Regions from separate parts of the Homo sapiens genome. Here region 2 is linked to region 1. Evidence: chromatin loops called from intact Hi-C (ENCODE). Cell type or tissue: heart left ventricle. All regions are shown on one strand. Links, peaks and the distances in the headings refer to the core of each region. The heading gives the core; the rest is flanking DNA.

What was found. A loop is a pair of places that touch in the nucleus more often than their neighbours do. Peaks named below come from ENCODE experiments on the same cell type or tissue, not always from the same donor. Only the 100,000 strongest peaks of a DNase experiment are listed, where the experiment ranks them.
Region 2: a loop joins it to region 1, with 6 times the contacts of the local background. A loop is called at or near these places in 8 of 110 quality-filtered maps.

What each region holds. Positions count from the first base shown.
Region 1 is chr18:49,857,179-49,868,608 of GRCh38, reverse strand. It overlaps MYO5B (myosin VB), which reads left to right. Exons shown (of 40, transcript NM_001080467.3): 28 at 4,229-4,468; 29 at 5,282-5,382. Among named protein-coding and RNA genes, the nearest start is that of SNHG22, 49 kb to the right of the region's middle. In heart left ventricle, for the core only: CTCF peaks have their summits at 6,721 and 9,684 (motif pointing right); DNase peaks (open chromatin) are centred at 2,888 and 9,698.
Region 2 is chr18:50,352,088-50,363,517 of GRCh38, reverse strand. It overlaps LOC105372114 (a long non-coding RNA gene), which reads left to right. Exons shown (of 3, transcript XR_935466.3): 2 at 7,566-7,660; 3 at 9,074-9,509. Among named protein-coding and RNA genes, the nearest start is that of SKA1, 17 kb to the left of the region's middle. In heart left ventricle, for the core only: a CTCF peak has its summit at 6,081 (motif pointing right); a DNase peak (open chromatin) is centred at 6,107.

The sequences.
Region 1 (11,430 bases), core at 1,804-9,803:
GAGCCATGACTGTGCTGACCTGGAAGCTGGCTGGGCAGACAGACCCTGCTTACGGCCAGCAGCAGTGTTGGTTTTTCTTTATCGACCTGCTATCAGCCAGAGCTGGATTCAAATCAGGAGATGGTACCCACTGACTCAGAGTTTGTGCAAGAATGATAGAGAACTAAGAGTCCAGCTTGGCACTTAAACACTTTTCACCTCAACTGACTATCCAGCCATTGGCTTATCCAATGTTGAACGTGCATCAGAAAAGACTCAGTTGAGAAGATCCTTCGAGTGTTTTTTTTTCTCCTTAATGTGTCCTTTTTATAGACATTTTTCATTTTATTTGTAAATTTATTAAAGTAATTCTGTTCATCTTAGAAAAATTTTAAAATACAAGAAAATCTAGAGAATTTTTAAAAAATCCATATTCCTGCCACTTAAAGGCAGTCTCTGATATTATTTGGATATTTATTTCTAATGCTTTTTATATGCATATTTATATAGTTGTTATATATATAATTTTTCTGCTTTTTTTCTCACTATAACGAGCATTTTTCTACATGTCTTTGTAAACATGATTTCCATGGTTGATTAAAATTTTATGACATGATTATCACAATTATCCATTCTCTAACTGATGAATATACTCTCATGTTTTACTTTTATAAATAATCCTGTGATGAAACTAGGCTTTTTCTGAGAGAGAACTGGACTGTCCATTTTATTAAAATTCCTCATAATTTTAAAACAAGCTGTATCCATTACTGTTTACTGTGGCTAGATTTGTGAGAGCCATTTTCACAACTTTAGCTTGTTTTATGGAACACGGATCAGTTTTACTGGCTTAAAATCTTACAGAGTTATAGAATGGTGGTATAGTGTTGACTATATATAGAATTTCAATGAACCCTTATTCAAAATTGTGCCGCCTCCAGTGGTAACGCTCATCCCGTGTGAAATATCTACTTTGTAGTGGTCATCCTCATAGAGTGCTTTCCAGGGATGGACTGACGTTTAAGAAATAGACACCCAAACTCTCTACAGAAAGGTTTCCTGCCCAGTCCAATGTCCAGCTAACCTAGGGCTACCCAGGGACAGGAAATCGGAAGCATGCGGTGTGCAGGGCCCAGCCTCAGCACACTCTCCCGGGGCGGTTTCACCCCCACCCACCCACACATCCTCCCAAGACTTCAGTCCTCACCAACATACTGATCCATCTCTAGCCCATAATTCCAACTGCTCACTGCGCCGTGGGGACTACAGCTGCACACATCTGAACCCTGAAACCCCATCTTGTCTCAATAGATGACACACGTCACCCAAGCATCTAGACTTTCTTCCCACTCACTTCCCACATCCAAGCAGTCTCCAGGTCTTGACAGTTCCACCTCCTAAATCTCTGTATCTCATTCACATCTCCCTCTGCTCCCTGCCATGGGCCATGCCACGTTATACTCCAGCCAGGTGGCCCATCTCCCCATGCAAACCAGGGAAACCCTTCTGAAGCTCTGCGATGACCAGCTCACTGCTTTTTCCTGGATCCAGCTTCCTTCCCTGGATTTTGGAATCTCTTGACCCCCACCAGCTCTGCTCTGTCTTCTGCATGACAGCATTTCCCCGGCAAGTCCTGCTTGTTCTTCTCTGAGGCCTTTGTACCTGGAGGCCTCTTGTCTGCCTTTTTCACATAGCTAGCTGCTCCTGTCCTTTAGCTGTCAGACCTGTTCCCTCCCCTTACCCTCTGGCCCTACCCCTCTGAGTCAGTGGATGGCATTCTTCTGTGTTCCCCAGTCACTCTGGATTCACTCATGTCATAGTGTGTTCCAGGCTGCAGTGCCATGATCTGTACTTTAGTGTAATTGATAGGTTCTAAGCAGGTGTTGTGCCTGCAGCACCTAGCACAGTGCCTGGCCTGAAGAAGGCAGATGATGAAGATTGGTGGGAGGCAGGGCCGGGGAATGGGACTCCCTTATTCTCCAACTGGAATGGCATAGCATTTGGGTGCACAAAAATATGTCTTTCACACAAATTCGTCTGTTTCCATTTATATGAGGTACCTAGAAGGTTCAAACTCAGAGACAGAAAGTAGAATGATGGTTGCAGCAGATGAGGAGCGGGGATGGGGAGTTAGTGTTTCATAGGGACAGAGTTTCAGCTGGAAAAGGTGAAAAAGTTCTCGAGATGGATGGTGGGGATGGTTGCACAACATAAATGGACTTAATGTCACTGAACTGTGCACGTAAAAATAGGTAAGATGAGGTCGGGCGTGGCGGCTCATGCCTGTAATCCCAGCACTTTGGGAGGCCGAGGTGGGCGGATCACGAGGTCAGGAGATCGAGACCATCCTGACTAACATGGTGAAACCCCATCTCTACTAGAAAAAAAAAAAAATTAGCCAGGCGTGGTGGTGGGCGCCTGTAGTCCCAGCTACTCGGGAGGCTGAAGCAGGAGAATGGCGTGAACCTGGGAGGCGGAGCTTGCAGTGAGCCGAGATCACGCCAATGCACTCCAGCCTGGGCGACAGAGCGAAACTACATCTCAAAAAATAAAAATAGGTTAGATGGCTAATTTTGTGTTTTATATTTTTTACCACAATAAAGCATGCATATTCTTTTGGCACTGTTGACCAGAAAGGATGATGAGGGAATGGTAGTGAACCTGTGGGGGAGGAGAGGGGAGTGGAGAGGAGAGGTTATGTGTGGGGGACCAGTGAGGTATGGTTAGGGGAGATGGTGTCCAGGAATGGTTAGAGAATGGGATAAATAGAAATGTCACAGATGTGCCCTGGGTAGAAATCCTTGAAAAACAGCCAGAGCTTTCAACCAACCTGGCTCTGTCTTGAGGCACAATCTCACAGCTGAGTAGGGCCTGGCGTGGCTGTCAGCACAGGCACACAGCCAACAGCTGTCACCGAGCTCAGTTCTGGCCTGTCACAGCTGGAGGAAACCTTAGCCACCAGCTGTTCTCACTCCCTTAAGCCACACCTGAGGAGGCTAAGGTTCCAGGACTGTGCAGTGTGCACCTTGAGCCAGGAGGGGACCCAGGGCTGCCTCCACACCCAGTGCTCCTCTAGCATGTGACACTGGCTCTCCTGAGGATGGCCTTGGCTGCCAGAAGATCACCCAGGCACTGAGGGGATCCTTAACTCCTGAACTTAGTAAATAGACTCACCATAGGCTTGGTGACTCATCAATGATCATTATTAATCACCTTATTTTGGGGCCCTCATCATGTCTGCAGAGTTACTATCTCTATGCATGGTTCTAAATCTTCTGGAAATCACCACATATATGGTGGAGTCACAGGGGCGCCCTGGACCAGGAGTCAGGAGCCCTGGCCCTCTGTCCTGGGTCAGTCTCTAAACTTGCTGTGAGCCTTCCCCTCCCTGGGCTCAGCTTCCTCACTCAGCAAATCAAGAGATTCATTCTCCCCAGCGGTCCCCTGGTTCCATCATGCTATGGCTCTGTAACAAACATGCAACCAATGCATACTCATCCACATCTTTGGGTTTCCTTTGGGAAATTTTGAATCTCATGTATCCCAGGGTCCTGCCGGCAGTTTGTGTGTGATCATCAGACTTCATCTCAAACACAAAGTTAAATGTACTATCCAGAAAATATGAAGTATGTTCCAAAGTTGAGTTCCTATAGCACATTCAATTCTGTATGTAGGTATTTTTCCTCTGCTGACAGGGACAGTTGGTGGCTTTCTATATGACCAAAACAACAAAACTGTGTCCCTGGTGTATCTTCCAAGTCTAATTAGTCCGGGACAAAAATGATGCTTCCTGAAAAATAGGGAGCAACGGGTTCTCTGGGCAAATAAGTTTAGGAAATCCTGCATTCTTGTATCTTTTCTTGGAAAGTCACAAAGCGTGTGAACATATTTAGATTGTAGGAATTCTTATGTTTACTATATGTCATTTAAAATTGTGAGCCCAGCATTTCCACAAGGAGGAGTTTCACAGCCAAACATGTTTAGCAACACGAACACTGTTGAATCACTTTGGAGACTGCCGCTCTGGAGGCATTGTGCAGGTGCTTCACACTTGTGACTTGAAGTCATGAGTTCACATCCAGGCCCCAGCTTTGACTGCTTGCTGATGGCAGTCAGAACTTTCCATGTGTGTCAACGTTTAAAGAGCGAAGTTTCCCAGTGGACAAAAGAAGGGGAGGAGGGGAGGCCCACACAGGGAGAGAGCCCTAGGGCAGGGAGTAATGGCAGCGGCCCTTGGGCTGTCTTCCAGAGGCAAGAGCTGGAGTCAGAGAACAAAAAGCTGAAGAATGACCTGAATGAGCTGAGGAAAGCCGTGGCCGACCAAGCCACGCAGAATAACTCCAGCCACGGCTCCCCAGATAGCTACAGCCTCCTGCTGAACCAGCTCAAGCTGGCCCACGAGGAGCTCGAGGTGCGCAAGGAGGAGGTGCTCATCCTCAGGACCCAGATCGTGAGCGCCGACCAGCGGCGACTCGCCGGCAGGAACGCGGTAACAAGATGGCGGCCCGCGGTGGGGCTGCCGAGGGGTGACCCTAGGTGGTAGATTAGTGTTTTTTTAATTATCTTTACCCACGAGGGTCTAAAACCTGAAAGAGCAGAGTCTCTCGCTGTGGGGTCTCCTCCAAAAAGGCAGAGCAAAAGCCTTGCTGCCCTGTCAGCATGACCTTCCCTGGGGGATGCAGCTACAAGCTTCTGGACTCTTCTGAAGTTAATATGAAGATGTTTAATAGGTAACCTCAGGGTGGCCTTTTCACCTTATACCCCTTGCTGTTTGCTTTCTGAAGTGGAGAGAGTCATTGGTCCTCCTCAGTCCCCCAGGGTGGCAAGTCCTATTCACTGTATTTTCCTAATGTTCTCACTTTCTGGGGCAGACTAGAGCCAGAGGGTGGGGACAGAGGCCACGTGGGTCACTCCATGGGCTCTAAAAACCTGAGCCACTTCTGGGCATGAGCCTCGGGACAGCTGGGGTAAGCAGGTGCTGAGGAGTGTGGAGGATTCCAGCTGAACCAGGGTCTACCTGTGTGCTCTGGACTTGGGTGCTCTCTCCTCCCAGGGGCACCTCCTGGCCATCTTCCCCCACCGCCCCACATGCAGCTCTGTCTCAGCCTGGCCTCGTTGTTCTGTGTCTCTTCCAAGATGACCTTTTGGAGTCATGTTCCTGGCGTGGGTTTGATTGTGGTTATCTCTGTTCTTTCCAGGCCTTTGTCTTTTCCCAAAGGCATGTTTTTATACCTGTTTGTATATAAAGCCATTTTGTGGCAATTGTTTAACCAGAGTTATTTTTTTATCTGGGGCTTTCTAGGAGCCGAACATTAATGCCAGATCAAGTTGGCCTAACAGTGAAAAGCATGTTGACCAGGAGGATGCCATTGAGGCCTATCACGGGGTCTGCCAGACAAACAGGTAAGGCCGCCGCGGTCAAATGTGCTGGACGAGGCCGCGGAGAAGGGCCCTGCCCAAACGAGTCTGTTTGGGGTTTTCCTCAGGTGATGACCATGTGCTCAGCATCAGAGAATTATTTATTAGAGGACACAGAAAGACTGACTCAGAACCCCTGCCCTACTGTTAGCTCAGCAAGGCTCGAGCAACACGCTCTCAGCATCTAGAGCCCAGGTCCCCTGAAAAGGATTAGGAAAAAGGAGCTTCCCTGGGAGGATGACAGGAGTGGAATAGGAAGGTCTGGCTGAGAACAGCTTTTCTTCTTGAGAGGATGCTGGCTGGGGAGGGGGGTGGGGGGTGGCTAACTGGCAGCAGAGGGCTGCTTAGCCATCTGCTGCAATGCCCTTCTCATGCATGCAGTGTGTGTCACACAGTGGGGGCCCACCCTCTGTCATTCAGAACAGATGGAACCCAAGCTGGGCACTTGGGGGTGGAATGGAAGCATTTCACCTCCACCGTCTTAGCCAAAATGAGATCTCCCTGGATGTGAGTTTAGCAACCACTGTCCCCTCGAAAATAAGCTGAGCCAGGGTTAAGGCAAGCAAGAGTGATTGTCTGAGGGCAGCAGCAGGGCCAAGCGTTGTCAGCAGACAGAACGCAGACCCCCAAGGCAGAGTGTCTGAGAAGGTGCACTGCAGAGTCCACTCCTCACGGTTTAGTAGCGGTCACATGACCGATAGGTGCCTCAGTTGCCTCATCTGTGAACTGGGGACAGCCATAGCGGCATCCTTCCTGTGGCTTTGGGAAGATGGGGTGAGCTCCTATCACCTGTGTAAGGGACTTAGGACAGTGCCTGCCTGTGGTGCGCACATGATGAGTGTTACTGCCGTGATACTGTTGTTATCATCTGCTTCCTCATGCCCCTGTGGGCACCTATAAAAACGGAGCTGTCTGGCCGAGCATAGTGGCTCACACCTGTAATCTAAGCACTTTGGGAGGCTGAGATGGGCAGATCACCTGAGGTCAGGAGTTTGAGACCAGCCTGGCCAATGTGGTGAAACCCTGTCTCTACTAAAAATACAAAAATTAGCCGGGCGTAGTGGCGGGTGCCTGTAATCCCAGCTACTCAGGAGGCTGAGGCAGGAGAATTGCTTGAACCCAGGAGGCGGAGGTTGCAATGAGCCGAGATCATGCCATTGCACTCCACCCTGGGCAATGAGAGCAAAACTGTGTCTCCAAAAAAAAAAAAAAAAAACATGGAGCTGGCCTCTTCCCTGGCTACCTTTCTCTCTTACCTCAACTAATAGAATGTTGATCAAGTATTTGTTCAAAATTGGTGAAAATAGCAAACATTTCCCAAAAATGTCATTAGGTGGCACTGTGAGTGCCACTTTAAGTTTTTTTGCAAGAATGTCACAGAGTCACTGAAGACTTCTGGTACTTTGATTCCCAGATCTTTTCATCCAGTCCCTCTTTCTGCAGAGAAGGAGACTGAGGCCCGGGGGGGTGGAACAGCTTAGGCCCACGGGTGGCCTGTGCCTGAGTCAAGGTAGAATCCGGAAGGCCTGACTCAGGCTGGGGCAGTTTCCAGCCACTGAGTAGGTAATCAGAAGTTGAAGGTGGTGTCACAGGCTCCAGGAGGAAATTAAATTTATTTCAAGAGAGGTATAATTCTTTTCCCTAAAGGAGGGAGAAAAGGAATGAAGGTGACTCTCTCAGTGCTAAAACTGGAGTCAAGATTTAGTCATTTTAAATTATCTTGGGTTGAAGATAAGAAATGAGATGAATAAGAAAAAGCCCAGGTGATACTAAAGTAGAAGGGAAGAAGCAGCTGTGTGCTTGGTCTGACAAGCGGTGTGCGTATCTCCCCGATCTTCAGAGCCGTCACCATTGGCAGCCTCTTTTATTCATGCAGCGGTTGTCAGGGATCCAGACCCCAGTTTAGGTTTTCCCAGGGGCTGCTTAATACCCTGGATTTGTCTTCCTTTACAGCAATAATAATGATGGTGATAAAATAAAAATAGCTTTTATTATATCTTAAAATAATTCTGTTCCCAGCAAGCCTGGTGTACAATAGGAAATTAATAGCCTGTGAAACTGAGTTAAGTACAGAAAAGGAGCTGGCTGCCCTGGGGAGTGGAGGCCTGAAGAGCCAGCTTCGCAGTGTGTGCTGCACCAGGTGCTGTGGAAGTGGCCATGGTGGGCCTGCCTCTCTCCCAGTCTGGCCTTTAGCTTTGGGAAGTGTTCATGATTGCTGCAAATCCCAGCATTGAGGGAGGAGAGGCAGGGAACAGGGACCCAACTGGGATTCTGTGGAGCCCATGACAAGGGGATTCCCATTACCATGAGGGCCACCCTGGCAACTGGGGTGCTTTGGAGATAGACAGCTGCTCTGCGTTTCCTACAGTTTTCCTGTAATGGAGAGTTCTACTGTTTAAATATAAATTATATCTACACATGTGTGATTTGTGAAAGACCATTTAGAATTTTGATGACATCTATCCTCTCCCTAGAGGAAGTTACACTCATATGCTGAATTTTGCTTAGATTTCTGGGGGCTTCCATCACATTCCCAGTCATAGCCTCTTTAAGCATTCATGATCCTCAAGTTCAGAACTTTTATCACTTGCTAACCTTCATAAGTTTGTAGAGTTTTGTTTTGGTCCCTATAACTGTGTCTTTTCCCTTGTTTTGAACTCTGGGGAGAGAAGCTATTATTGAGGAGCTGCTCTGAGAGGAGCTGCAGGAATGCGGGTGGCACTTCTGCTTCCACAAAGCTTTCTCCTTTTTTACCTCTGGGAACTAAGAGACACCAGCATCATTATCACCATTTTATATATAGGAAAATGAAGGGGGAAGAGGGCTGTGAACATGAGCTGGGTGCTGGGCAGTTTGTCTTCTTTTCAGGGCTGTATATGGGAGAAGGATGGGGAAGTGGTTTAGGAGGGCACAAGTTGCCACTGCCCTCAGCCCAACCTCACCTCGGGGTGAGCACTTAAAGTCAGAGTTAGGTAGGGGCAGGAGTGTGGCCAGGGCTCTGGTCTGGCTCTTTGACAGTGCTCCTTTGATTCCTGTCCACTTCTACCCAAGCCTTATCAAGAGTGTAAAACTCCAAAGTGAGACTGGTGCATTCCCGAGGTCCCAGAAAACCTCCTAGCAGCTCCTCTCCATCCAGCAGGTCCCCGGCAAGACAGGAGGCCTCCAGGCATTGGCACCTGGGCTTGGTCGGGCGCACCTGGGGTTATTATTCACACCCGCCGCCCCCCGCCAATACACACACCAGGGGCCTGTCCGGGACAGCGGAGACTGTGTTTGACAAGGAACTGTGTGCAGTCTCAAGATTTGCTCGGAGCTGTTGGCTCATTTGACCTTGAGCCTCGGCTGCTGTGGGCTGCCTTGCTCAGAATGGCAAAGAAGGCGGGAAGAGCTAGCTTCTGCCCAGCCCCTCCCCAGAGGGCCCAGCTTTAACCAGTCCTGACTAAGAGCTCTTGGCTTTTTTCAAGGAGGTGATCATTTCCTTATGTTCCCCAAAGTTCTGCTGGTCCTGAGTTGGCAGCACAGTTTGGGTCTGCTGTAATTTCATGGCTAGGTCATATTAATCCACAAACTGTTCACCCTCATATGGCCAGGCCTAGGGCCTCAGATGTTTCTCTGTTGTTCCTGGTGTTTGGAGTGTGCCTTCCATTTCCCAGAGGTCCCAGGGAATATGCTAGGAGGTTGAATAGAAAGCTTGGGTATGAACTAAAGAAGTTAGGCTGTCTGTGGAGCACACAGTGGGCTTTTTAGAACCGGGAAACTGACCATCTCTGAGCTGGCAGGAATCTTGTCTGTTTCCCCAGGAAGGCAGGTTCTTAACTGTGGCGGGGCCATGGTTGATAGATCCTGTTTTTCCAATATCTTCACAGAGGCCAAGTAAATATTATCCTAGGCCTTGTCTGGCTTTTTATAAGATCTGGAAGAAACCTTTGCAATAAGGTTAGTAATTAAAGATCTGGAAGAAACCTTTGCGATAATTCAGTAGGCTACTTTCACTTTACCCGTAAAGAAAGAGAGGCCCAGGGCGTGGAGGTGATTAGCCCGGGCCACGGGCTCATTACAGGTGGGGCTGGGAGTTGCCCCAATGCTAGGTTCTCCAGCCAGTTTCCTGGATGCCGAGCCTCACTGCCCCCTGTGGCTGGAGACTGACTGCAGTGAGTTAACTTATCTCTGTGTGTCACAGTGGTCTCTCTGGAAATATTTGTAGATTTATTAATTGATATCAAGCACTTACATTTTCAACAAAAAATCCTGAGCCAAGTAGTTTGGGCTTTTTCTTTTCCCACCAGGAGGTGGCGCTCCCTCCCTGGCCTTGGCCCATAATGGCCTAAGTGGAGCTGGAGGAGCTCCTCCAGGGGTTCTTTCCTCTGGGAACCAACGGCTGAAGCAAGTTGGTTGACTGGTTTTTAGTTTACTCGTGTGTCTGATTTCCTGAGCACTGTGGGCTGCCTGGGCTGCACAGTTCTCTACTTTTATCTTTGTCAATAGTGCCTGGCTTGTTACAGAATTAAGAATTCTGGGAGTATGGCCCTGTGAGGCTGGTGGCCTGGGCATTCATTAATCCTAACTTCCTTGTGTGAGTCAGCTTCGCGTGCCCCACCCTAGAGAGCTCTGCAGTCTGTAGGTTTACGGGGACGACAGAGGTGAGGTGAACCTCTGAGACAGAGCCCCAGCAGCCCCTCCCTGGGGGGTGGGGGGCTGGAGGCTGGAAAGGAGCTTTAGTTCAAGGTCTGGAGACCCTGGGTCCTGGCGCAGGAGTCAGTGTCTCTCTGGTGTGGGAAAGGAGGTGGGTGGAGCCCAGGATCCCTGCACTTGTTCCCTTTCAGCGCTGATGCGCTCTACTTCCGGCCCTCCCCAAGAATCACTGCAGTGGTGCCTACAGTCCTCCAGTGAGCTGTGCCTTTGGGTTAAAGCACCAGCCATGAAAGGCCGTAGTAAAATGCAGGCACTAACATCTGAGACGGGATGATGCTGAGTTATGAGTTTGGGATTTGTTAAAGTCTATGTTGATGTTAATGATGGAGAGGTATAATGAGGCACATCGGACCCCCACTTCCTATCGTGGCCTGAAACAGTCTCTCAGGTTAAACATTAAAAGAGCCCTGGCTGAGGAGGAAGTCCCTTCAGATGGTGGGGGGCCTTAGGATTTTATTTTTGGTTTACAGATGGTTTGCACCCTGGGAATGAGGACGAGGGCATTACAGGTCCTCATTTAGGGCTGTTTGGATGCAGTTCTTGCTCCATTATTCCTGCCTGGAAAGCTGGAATCTGGCCTGCAGGAGGAGTACTCCAGGAACAGAGGCTGTTAGGAGCAGGGAGGTGCGGCAGAGTCCTGCTGGGGGCAGCAGGCCCCTACCTGCCCTCCTCCACCCAACTCTGCTGGCCCTTGAGTATCTCTGTGTGCCCAGGGCTGCGCAGGTTGAGGACCTAGGTGGAGGTGGAACATTGGACACACCTGACCTCCAGGAGCTGCCCTTGCTGGCATGGGGCAGACACTGGGTGACTTGGACACAGCAAAAGAGTTTGCATGTAGAGGGGTAAAGAGTTCTGCTTTCCCAAATTGAGTAAAAAGTGGTAACGCACCCCAGTCCCAAGGTCAAGGGGAGACATCATTCAGTTCTCATCTAGGGCATCACAAAACTTGTTTTAGCTATTGGAGAAAGACCCTGCAAGGAGAGCTGAAGTTAAGATTAGTTAATATTTTTGTGCCTTTAAGGAGTCCCAGAAAGATCTGCATTGAAAAGCAGGTAGTGTCTGCAGTCTCCTTCCTTACCCTGGGTGGGCCTGACGTCCCCCAGGGGCTTCCCATGCTGCTCTGCAGATGCAATGTGTTCCCCACCATGAGCCTGCTCACTGCCTCCCGCTTCCTCCATGCACACTTAGGGTTCTCTCCTCCCAGCCCCTTTTGCATCTCTCCCTGTGCTTGTCTGAATCAATCTGATTGAGGGAAGCACCATGTGTGAGGCTATGTGAATGCTTCCACACTACCCACACTGCTGCCTTGCTGCCATTTACAGAGTTACCAGAACAAGCTGG
Region 2 (11,430 bases), core at 1,743-9,742, 490 kb before region 1:
TGAGGCAAGTGGATCACTTGAGGCTAGCAGTTCAAGACCAGCCTGGTCAATACAGTGAGACCCAATTTCTACAAAAAACAAAATTTAATAATTAGCTGGATGTAAAAAAAATTACCTGGGTGGCATGCACCTGCAGTCCCACCTCAGAAGGCTGAGGTGGGAGGATTGCTTGAGCCCAAGAGTTCAAGGTTACAGTGAACTATGATTGTGCCACTGGACTCCAGCCTGAGTGACAGAGCAAGACCTTATCTCTAAAAAGAAAAAAACAAAAAACAAACAAAAAAGGGAGTTTGGACAAGAAGTAAATATGCCAATCAGGTAACACACATTGCTATGACATTATAGGATGTTTTCTGTATTTTCCTTTTTAAAAATTATTTAATTACTTTATTTTTTATAAATAGAGACGAGATCTCACTGTGTTACCTAAGCTGGTCTCAAACTCCTGTACTCAAGCGATCCTCCCTCCTCAGCCTCCGAAAGTGCTGGGATTACAGGCATGATCCACTGCACCTGGCCTGTATTTTCAATAGACATAAGTGAGGCACACACTGTCTTAGCTCAGGCTGCTATAAGAAAATATCATAGACTGGGTGGCTTAAACAACAAACATTTATTTCTCACTGTCTTAGAGGCTGGGAAGTCCAAGATCAAGGTGCCAGCTGACTGAGTTCCTGATAAGGGCCCACTCCCTGACTTCCAGGTAGCTGTCATTGTGTCTTCACGTGGTGAACAGAGAGAGAGAGAGAGAGAGAGATCTTCCTCTTCATATAAGGCCACTAATCCTATAAGCCCCACTCTTGAGACCTCATTAACTTTAATTACCTCCTAAAAGCTGTATTTCCAAAGTCAGTCATGTTGGAAGTTAGGGCTTCAACATGTGAATTTTTGGGAAACACAATTCAGTCTATAGCACATACATATAATTTTTTTGTTTTACTATGAAAGGCTAAACTTTTATGTCTCCAGCTGTTAGTGTCTAGCATTTTAATGTGACAGAATGTGTTTAGAGAATAAGAGGATAAAATAAGGGGGGAAGGAACAAAGACACACACAACAAAATTTATTTAACGATGTCCAATTATAGTAAGAAAAACTTTCCTCCTTCAGGTTGCAGTGAGTTGAGATTGTGCCATTGCACTCCAGCCTGGGCAACAAGAGTGAAACTCTGTCTCAAAAAAAAAAAAAGAAAAACTTTCCTCCTTCTAGTTCACGTTAGAGGATGGCTGCTGCATAAGGGGGTATAAAATGTCCAACCCAAGCAATAACAATATCTGAATAATCCCACAAACCCTCACAGGCTATAGGTGCACTGACCTCAAGAGTGACTTAGAGACTGGGCATGGTGGTTCATGCCTGTGATTCCAGCACTCGGGGAGGCTGAGATGGGTGGATTGCTTGAGACCAGGAGTTTGAGACCAGCCTGGCCAGCATAGCGAGACCCCCCATCTCTATTTTTTAAAAAAATTTTAAAAAACAACAATAAAGAGTGATTCAGAGCTGACTGGAAATTGGAGCACTGCCTTCTGTTTAAAGAAAAGGAGGCTGGGTGTGGGGCTCATACCTGTAATCCTAACACTTCAGTAGGCCAAGGCAAGCTGATTGCCTGAGCTCAGGAGTTCAGGACCACCCTGGGCAACATGGTGAAACCCTATCTGTACTAAAAATACAAAAAAAAAAAAAACAAATTAGCCAGGCCTGGTGGCGCATGCCTGTAGTCCCAGCTACTTCGGAGGCTGAGGCACGAGAATCCTTTGAACCTGGGAAGTGGATGTTGCAGTGAGCTGAGTCGCGCCACTTCACTCCAACGCAGGCAACAAAGGGAGACTGTCTCAAAAAAAAAAAAAAAAAAAGAAAAAGAAGGAAAAAGAGATGTATTAACATAGCAGCTTTGTGGTACTGAATTGCTTGTTTTTTTTTTTGTTTATTTGTTTGTTTTAATAAGCAGAGATTGTATTTCAGCACCTTTTGCCCATGCTTCCTTTTCAACACAAAGGAAAAGAGTAAAAGCACTGTTACCATTCAAGGTGGAAAATTCAATTTGGATCACTGGAGGAGAATTTAATAAAAAGAAATATTTAAAATATATGGGTAGTTTACAGAAGATAGCAAATGATGATGGAGTTCTCTGGGGCTTGCAATCTCAGGGAACAGTTATTATTACCTCTAAGCACAAAGATTGAAGGTCATGGGGTGAGGGGTCTATGGAATGGGTCACCTGACAGGAACTATGGCCTTCAGTATCAATTCAGAGAACACTCATGGGGAGAATAAATACCTGCCTCCATTCTCCTCCCACCTATGGATCTTTTGCTGATAACCCTACACTGGTTGGCTGAACCCAACCTGAAGCCAGAAGGCAAAGGAAACCCTAGGTCAGCACCCACATTCCCCCACTGGGTCCAGGACTGGCTGGAAAACCACAGAGAGTGGATCTTAGGGGGCAAATGGAAGACACCAGCACAAGCCTTTAGATTATGCTGTTCACATACTGACATACTTTGTGAATTTGATAAAGTATTTATCAGAACAGTCATTAGTATTTTACATATAAATATTTGAAATCAAGTACTATAATAAGTTACATAAGTATATCTTTTATTTGATAGGGATTTTTCCCAATGCATTTTAAGCACTTTAAAGGATATTGTTACGTTGGTATTTACAAAGTGGGCAGTTGTCCAGTTTCTGAGATAGAGAAGTATAAGGCTTGCCAAATTTCCTAGAATCAATTAGTTGTGGAAGCAGCTGCCAATCTGATCTCTAATAACGGGCCACAGCAAAGCCAGACAGAACCATTTTCATGTCATTTACATCAATGTTTTCATTTTGCCAGATAGGTTTTAATCTCCCAGGCCAAGGCATTTTTCTTGCTTATCTCCTGAAAGTTATTTTTTTTAAGGAAAAATTTAACTATAAAAAGGAAAACACAGAATTTCATTTTATTAACTGCCATTATGATGTGCAAGTCTATATAATGTATAATGAGGCAGTTTTGGTGTTTTAGAAGTCCTCTATGTGGATACAACTAAGCATACTGAGGTACAGATTCTGTATATAACCTTTATATAAGGTTAAATTAATAACATGTACTTCAAAGATGCTTATAGTAAATTGCAAGATTGTAGATCTTTGCATCAAAGATTTATCATACATCATTAGAGCACTCCCAAACCTCCAAATAAACTTCCCAGATAATTTAGAAAATGGTTAAATTATGATAGGAATCTTTCACGTGACATTGCATCACTGTTATAGCAGAGGGGACAAACCTAGGCACAGTGAATTCACCTTCCCAGATGCAATTGGTGTTTGAGAAAAATTGAGGCTGCCCAGAATGAGTCAAAGCTGCAAATGAGCTCCCCAGAGCCTGGCTACATTCAGGGGAGTAGAATGTGTGCCCCTACCATGATGGTTGGTAGAGCAGCAAAGCTCAGTACTCTGTTCACCATGTAGTGGTCACATGCACATTCTGCAGTTGAGTGGATTGGGTCTCCCTTGCCAGACTTGATGAAGCTGTTCCAAGGCCCAGATTTTCACCTCTGCATTTTCGCTTGTACCCTGTTGCCAAACCATTCACTTCACCTCAGTGCCTGGGCAGGAACATCACCACTGTGATTCTACTTTCATAAGCAGTGACAAGTGTGAGTTCACTGTTATGACAAAGGATGTGGTTGCCAATTCCGAAGCTGCTGTGGATGGCAGTAAGGCAGGATAGAGTGGAAGAGGCAAGCTGGTCACCTCACCCCCGAGCCCCACTCCACACAATGCATTTCTTTTTTTTTCTTTTTCTTTTTTTTTTTTTTTTTGAGACAGAGTTTTGCACTTGTTTGCCAGGCTGGAGTGTAATGGCAGGATCTTGGCTCACTGCAACCTCCTCCTTCCAGGTTCAAGCGATTCTCCTGCCTCAGCCTCCTGAGTAGCTGGGACTACAGGCATGTGCCACCATGCTCAGCTAATTTTGTATTTTTAGTAGAGACAGGGTTTCTGCACATTGGTCAGGCTGGTCTCAAACTCCCGACCTCAGGTGATCTGCCCACCTCAGCCTCCCAAAGTGCAGGATTATGAGCATGAGCCACCGCGCCCGGTCCACCCAATGCATTTCTTAACTGTCTGTCCTCCTGACTAGGGTCTACACCTCTCTGCCATCCATTATACTTCACTGGTCTTGCCCAGCTCCTGGTCTTGCCTCTTCCACTCTATCCTGCCTCACTGCCATCCACAGCAGCTTCAGAATTGGCAACGACATCCTTTGTCGTAACAGTGAACTCACACTTGTCATTGCTTATGAAAGTAGAATCACAATGGTGATGCAGTTGACAGGAGGGCAGCCACACCTGACATTATGGTCAGTAGTGAGCTTGGGGGTGATGGCAGCTCCCTTTCTGAAATGCTGATGTGGAAACCCAGGCTTCTTTGCATGAGGCACACATCCTCTCTTGATTTGGCCCCTGCCTGCCTCATCAGCTTCATCTTTCAGCACCTCCTGCTTGGACGTTTATCTCACAGCAACAGCTGCCTGTAGGGTTGCTCCTGTGCCCCTGTGTGTGACCCCCCACCCCTCCCTCTGCCATCAGGACACACACAAGCCCTGCCAGCCCACCCATGTTGTCTGACCCCACTAAGTCTTTGGTTATGATGTTCTTTCTACACCTCTCATTATTCTCTATCTCAATCATCCATTCATTTTTCAAAATGTAGTGAACGAATCCCCTCCCATTGGAAGCCTTCCTTGATCCCTTCTTGGATTAAGTTTCCCTGCGAGTTTTCTTCTGATTTAGTTGGTCTAGGGGTGGGGTTCAGAATCAGAAATTTAAAAACTCCTTGGATAATTCTAATGTGAATCAGAGTTGAAAGCCATTGAGGGAAAAGAAAGGGAAGATGGGAGGAAACAAGACGGTGGGGCTTTCCAGGTTCCTACCTGAGGCTCACTGGTCTTCTACTGAAATGCAACACCAGGAGGGGTGTCAGGAGTTGAACTGTGCTCACCCCACATTCATATTTCAAAGTCCTAACCCCCAATACCTCAAAATGTGACTTATTTGCAGATAGGATCTTTACAGAGGTAATCAAGTTAAAATGAGGTCATTTGCTGGGCCCTAAACCAATATGACTATTGTCTTTACAAAAAAGAGGAAATTTGGACATGAAGACATGCAGAGAGGATGGTGATGTGAACAGGCAGGGAGAAGATGGCCATACAAGCCAAGGAGAGAGGCTTGGAGCAGACCTTCCCCTCAGAGGAAACAACCCCTGCCAATACCTTGATTTCAAACTTCTTACCTCCAGCGCTGTGGACAATAAAGTTCTGTTGTGTAAGAAGCCACTCAGTTTGTGGTACTTTGTTTTGGCAACCTGAACAAATCAATACAGAGGGTAACAATAAGAAAAAGCCCTACCAGCGTATTGCTTGAGCTCAGGAGTTCAAGACCAGCCTGGGGACCATGGTGAAACCAGGTCTCTTAAAAAAAATACAAACATTAGTCAGGAGTGGTGGCACGCACCTGTAGTCACAGCTACTCAGGAGGCTGAGATGGGAGGATCGCTTGAGCCCAGGTGGATGAGGCTGCAGTAAGCCATGATGGTGTCACTGCACTCCAGCCTGGTTGACAGAGAAAGACCCTGTCTCAAACAAATAAATAAATAACAAAAGAAAAAGAAAAAAAAAATTCTCCACCATCCCTGGATTCACTTGTATTTCCTATGAGCTAAGCCTGGGCTCTTCCTGGTGATGGATTGAACTTATCTTTGCATTGAGGAGATATTGTTTTTAAAAATCATGAGCTCTAAAGGAAAGGTTTTTGTGTTCAATACACTCTGTAAGAAATGAATAAGAATGTTCAGATAATCTTTATGTAGGTCCTTAAGAGTTAAGCTTTGAGTAGAGAGGCTGTTTCTTGATGATGCCAAAAGGATGAAGTATTACCATAAAGCAGAACACGTTATCTCTGAGTGCTATCAATAAAGCTCCATCCAAATCATAGCTTACTTAGAATGCTGAATATTTGTCATCTTCCTCAAACGTGAGAAAACAGATTTTGGCTTTATTGTAATGCTGGCTGGAAGGTTTACTTGCCACATGGCCACAAGGTGGCAGGGCAGTGCCATTCTTCTGGAAGCCACCAGAAAAACGCAGCTAGGACTACGTGGCCACAGGTAGGAAGTCAGCAGTGCTCTTCAAGTTTATGAAGTTGAACTTTCGCTCTCTTTTTAAGCACTCCCTTTTTCTGAAAATCAAAGTAGCACATGTTTTTAATTGAAAATGTTATCCTGGGCAACATAGTGAGACCCTGACTTTATAAAAAATTTAAAAATTAGCCAGCTGTGGTGGTACACACCTGTAATCCCAGCTACTCAGGAGGCTGAGGCACGAGAATCACTTGAACCCAGGAGGTGGAGGCTGCAGTGAGTAGAGATTGTGCTGCTGCACTCCAGCCTGAGTGACAAAGAGAGACCCTGTCTCAAACACACACACACACACACACACACACACACACACACACAGAAAAATATAAAGAATAAAACAAAAAATTCATTATCCCACCACTCAGAAACAAACATGGGATGTGTAGACCATTCCCAGCCTTCTCTGCCAATGCCACCTGCTTAGGATACCCCTCTCTCACCTGCTCTGCAACACCCCTCCTGCCTTATCTCTCTCACTTCCTCACTCTGCCTAACGTGCCTCTCCCCATCTTTCTTCTTAACACTCACTACTATTTCACAGCAGTTGTCACTGCCTCCTCTGCTAGTCCGTGAGCACCATGTGGGCAGATAGCTTGTCCTGTCAACCCCTACCACCAGGAGCAGCAGTCCCAGGATGTCAACCCACTGCATTGCAGAACTGTCTATTTCTCCCTTCAAGTCTGTCATTTTTTTGGCTTCATACATTTTGGAGTTCTGTTGTTTGGTGCATGTCTCAGTCCCTTTTGTGTTGCTATAAAAGAATACCTGAGACTGGGTAATTTATAAAGAAAAGAGTTTTATTTAGCTCATGGTTCTGCAGGCTGAGGATCTCAATGGCATGACCCTGGCTCTGGCAAGGGCTTCTGTGCTGAGTCACAACATGACAGAGAAGGGCAAAGAGGAAGCAGACGTGTGAAGAAAGAGAAACATGAGGGGTGACCTGGCTTTGTAACAACCACACTTGTAGAAACTAATCAATTCCTGTGAGAACTAATCCAGATCCAGTCTTAAAATAGGAAGAACTCACTGACTATCTTGAGAACAGCACCAAGCCATTCATGAGGGATCTGCCCTTATGACCCAAACACTTCCCACTAGGCCCCACCTCCCAACACTACCACATTGGGAATCAAGTTTCAACACGAGCTTTGGCAGGAACAACAACAACAGCAAAACCATGCCCAAATCATAGCAGTGCATATATGTTTATTATTGTTACATCTTCTTGATAAATTGACCCTTTATCAATGAATAGTGAATTTGCTTGTCTTTTGTAATTTTAACTTCATGTCTATTTCATCTGATATTAGTGTAGTTATACCAGCTCTGTTTTGGCAACTATTTGTGTGGAATATCATTTTCTGTCTGTTTATTTTCAGCCTATTTGTATCTTTGGACCTAAAGTTAGTCTCTTGTGGGCAGACAACATGCTTTTATTTTTTAATCCATCCTGCCAGTTTTTGTCTTTTAACTGGTGAGTTTCAGTTATTTATATTTAAAGTGATTACTGATAAGGAAAGATTTACTTTTGCTACTTTGCTCTTAGTTTTATATATTTGTTATGTTTTCCCCCCAATTCTTTCAATATTGCTTTCTTGTTTAATTGATTTTTTTCTAATACAAAGTTTGGATTTCCTCCTAATTTTCTTTTCTGAATATTTAAAAATTATTTTCTTAGGAGCTGCCATGTACTTTCAATTAACATCCTAACTTTTTTTTAAAATAATCAATAGTTATCTCTCTGTATCTATGGAAGGTTGGTTCCAGGACCTCCCTTGGACCCCAAATCCTCAGATGCTCAAGTCTATATATAAGATGGTGTAGTATTTGCATATAATGTACACACATCTTCCTGTATACTTTAAACCATCTCTAGATTACTTACAATGCCTAATAAAATGTAAATGTTATATGAATAGCGGTTATGCTGTACTATTTTTCAAATCCATATGATTTCTAGTCATATTATCTGTGTTGATTTTTTTCAAATATTTTTGACCTTTGGTTGGTCAAATCCTCAGGTACAGAATGTGCAGGTACTGAGAAATAATTACAATTATTATCATTATGAAGAAATTTCAATACTGTAATTGAAATTTGTATCAGGTTAGCTTTAATAATATACAAAAACTCTGCTCCTATACAGCTGTCTCTTCCTAAATTACATCTTTATACATTGTCTCCCATTAACACATATTTATAATAATTTTATGCATTTGTCTTTTAAATTATATATGAAACAAAAAGAAAATTTACAAGGCAAAAACATAATAGTGGCTTTTGTATTTACCAATGTAGTTACCTTTACCAGAGTAGTTCTTTAAGGAAAAGAAAAAAGAAAGAAAGAACTACTCTGGTAAAAGTAACTACATTGGGTTTTTTGTCTGTCTGTTTGTTTGTTTTTTAGGCAAGGACTTGCACCCAGGCTGAACTACAGTAGCATTGCATGATCTTGACTTACTGCAGCCTCAACTTCACAGGCTCAAGCAATCCTCCCACTTTAGCCTCCAAAGTAGCTGGGACCACAGGGATGTGCTACCATGCCTGGTTAATTTTTCTATTTTTTGCAGAGATGGGGTCTCCCTATGTTGCCCAGGCTGGTCTTGAACTCCTGAGCTCAAGTGATCCTCCCACCTCAGCCTCTCAAAATACTGAGATTATAGGCATGATCCACCATGCCCAGCTTTATTTCTTTGTATGCCTTCTAACTCCAATCTTACGTCTTTTCATCCTGGAGAACTCTTTTTAATAGTTCTTGTAGGGCAGGTTGGCTAGTGATGAACTCTCTCAACTTTAATAGGGATATCTTAATTTTTGCTTCATTTCTGCAGTAGAATTTAGCCACATATAGAATTTTTGGTTGACAGCTTTTTTTTTTTTATTTCAGCACTTTAAATATGTAATCTACTGTCTTTTGGCCGACCTAGCTTCTGATGATAAATTGGCTGTTAAACTTATCAAGGATCCTTTGTACATCATGAGTCAATTATTCCTTGCTGCTTTCAAGATTCTCTGTCTGTCTTTGTCTTTTGAGAGGTTTATTATAGTATGTCTTGGTATGTATCCCTTTGAGTTTATCCTTCGTGGAGTTTGCTCAGCAACTTGGATGTATGGACTCATGTTTTCTTTTTATCAAAAGTCACTACCTCTTAATATTGTTGAAGTTTATTGAGTTATTATGTTTAGAGAACTAAAACAATGCCTGGCATATAACACCATTATGAAATATCAGTGTCTGTTTTTTAGTGTCAATCACTTCTGTCTAAATCTGAAAGGATCTAATCAAAACTCTAGTAAATACATATCCTCTCTGTGTCCCAATTTTCTCATCCTCAAATGTAAATAACAATAATACCAATCTCACAAGGTAGCTGTGAGAATTAATTGAGTTAATACATTTAAGAATTTATATATCTGGCAAATACTAATTTGCTATTATTACTATAATAATAATTATTATTGGTTGTAAATTCTAGTATATAAAAATCCCAGATTGAAGTTGCCAGTTTGTCTTGTAAGGAGGTTGGAAGTTGTCATTCCCATTTTCACAACAAGTAAAAAGCTGAAAAAACTGAAAATTAACCATTTTTTGTAGCTCCATCAGATAATTGAGGTCACAGGGCTAACCACTGCTTCCCAAGTTGGGAGTGAAATCATTGCTGGAGCCAGTACCAGGGTAGGAAAACATAAACTATAATGGATAAATTGCTGGAGTTTCAGTGTGGACAAACTTGACCTCTCAAAGGTCAAGTCTTAAGGGGTCCCACACAATCGTACATTTTGTCTTCAGTATCCCTACTAAGTTCTCACAATGAGAATTAAAAAAAAATCTCCCCATGTTTCTGGCATGGGGAGGAGAAAGTAGTCATTCTGAAATGTACACAGAGAATTCTACGGATGGTTCAACTTATAATTTTTTGACTTTATGATAGTGTGTAAGCAATATGCATTCAGTAGAAATTATATTTTGAATTTTGAGTTTTGATCTTTTCCAGGGCTAGCAATATAAGACACAATAATCTTTCTTGGTGCTGGGCAGTGGCAGCAAACCACAGCTCCTGGTCAGCCACATGATCACAAGGGTAAACAACTGATACTCTAAGGTGTACTGTGTTGCAAATAATTTTGTGTTTTTGTAAACCATCATGTATACAAAATGTCCATCTGTGTCTCCTGCTTCGAAGAAGAAGAAGAGGAGGAAGAAGAAGAAAGAAGAAGAAGGAAGAAAAAGAAGAAGAAGGATAAGGAGAAGGAAGAAGAAAGAAGAAAAGAAGAAGAAAGAAGGAAGGAGGAAGAAGGAAGAAGACGGAAGAAGAAGAAGAAAGAAGAAGAAGAAGAAAGCAATTACCTTTTTTTTTGAGGCAGGGTCTAGCTCTGTTGCCCGGGCTGGAGTGCGGTGGGCGCAATCATGGCTCACTGCAATCTCTGCCTCCCAGGCACAAGCGATCCTCCCATCTCACCTTCAGAGTAGCTGAGACTACAGGTGCATGCCACCATGCCAGCTAATTTTTTTGTAGGGACAGGGTTTCACCATGTTGCCCAGGCTGGTCTCGAACTCCTAGACTCAAGCGACCTACCCACCTTGGCTTCCCAAAGCACTGAGATTACAGGAATGAGCCACCATGCCCAGCCACAATTACTCTTTAAGGTAAAATTTTACTTAATTGCCCAGCATAAAGGCATTAAGCCAGTAATGGCCACTGCACATGTTAGAACCTTCACAATTGACAATCTCAACCATCTTAAAGGATAAGAAGCAAATAACTAATGCAGTGAAATTATCAATATTGGTTAAATCCACTCTCATCACAAAGGAAAGAGCTGGGCTAACTGATTATATGAAAAAAAATTATTTGTCATCGGGATGGAAAACCAGATAGAGACGAACATACCATTTAACCTACTGATGATCCAGGCTAAGGCAAGAAGTCTTTTCAACACATTAAAAGAATATGCAGATGATCCTAGATATATGCAAATGTTTACAGCAAGTCATGGGTAGTTCCAACGCTTCAAAAAGTGTCATAATTTTCATAATGTGAGGCCAGTGGTGAGGCAGCAAGTGCCAATACTGAAGGTGCTAAAGCTTTTAAGGAAGAGCTGCACAGGATAATTATAGACAAGAAATATTTTCCAGAACCAATATTTAATGTTGATGAAATGAGGTTGTTCTAGGAGTATATGTCAGAGCATACACACATTTATGAAGAGTCCAAGACAATGCCAGGATTCAGCACATTCAAA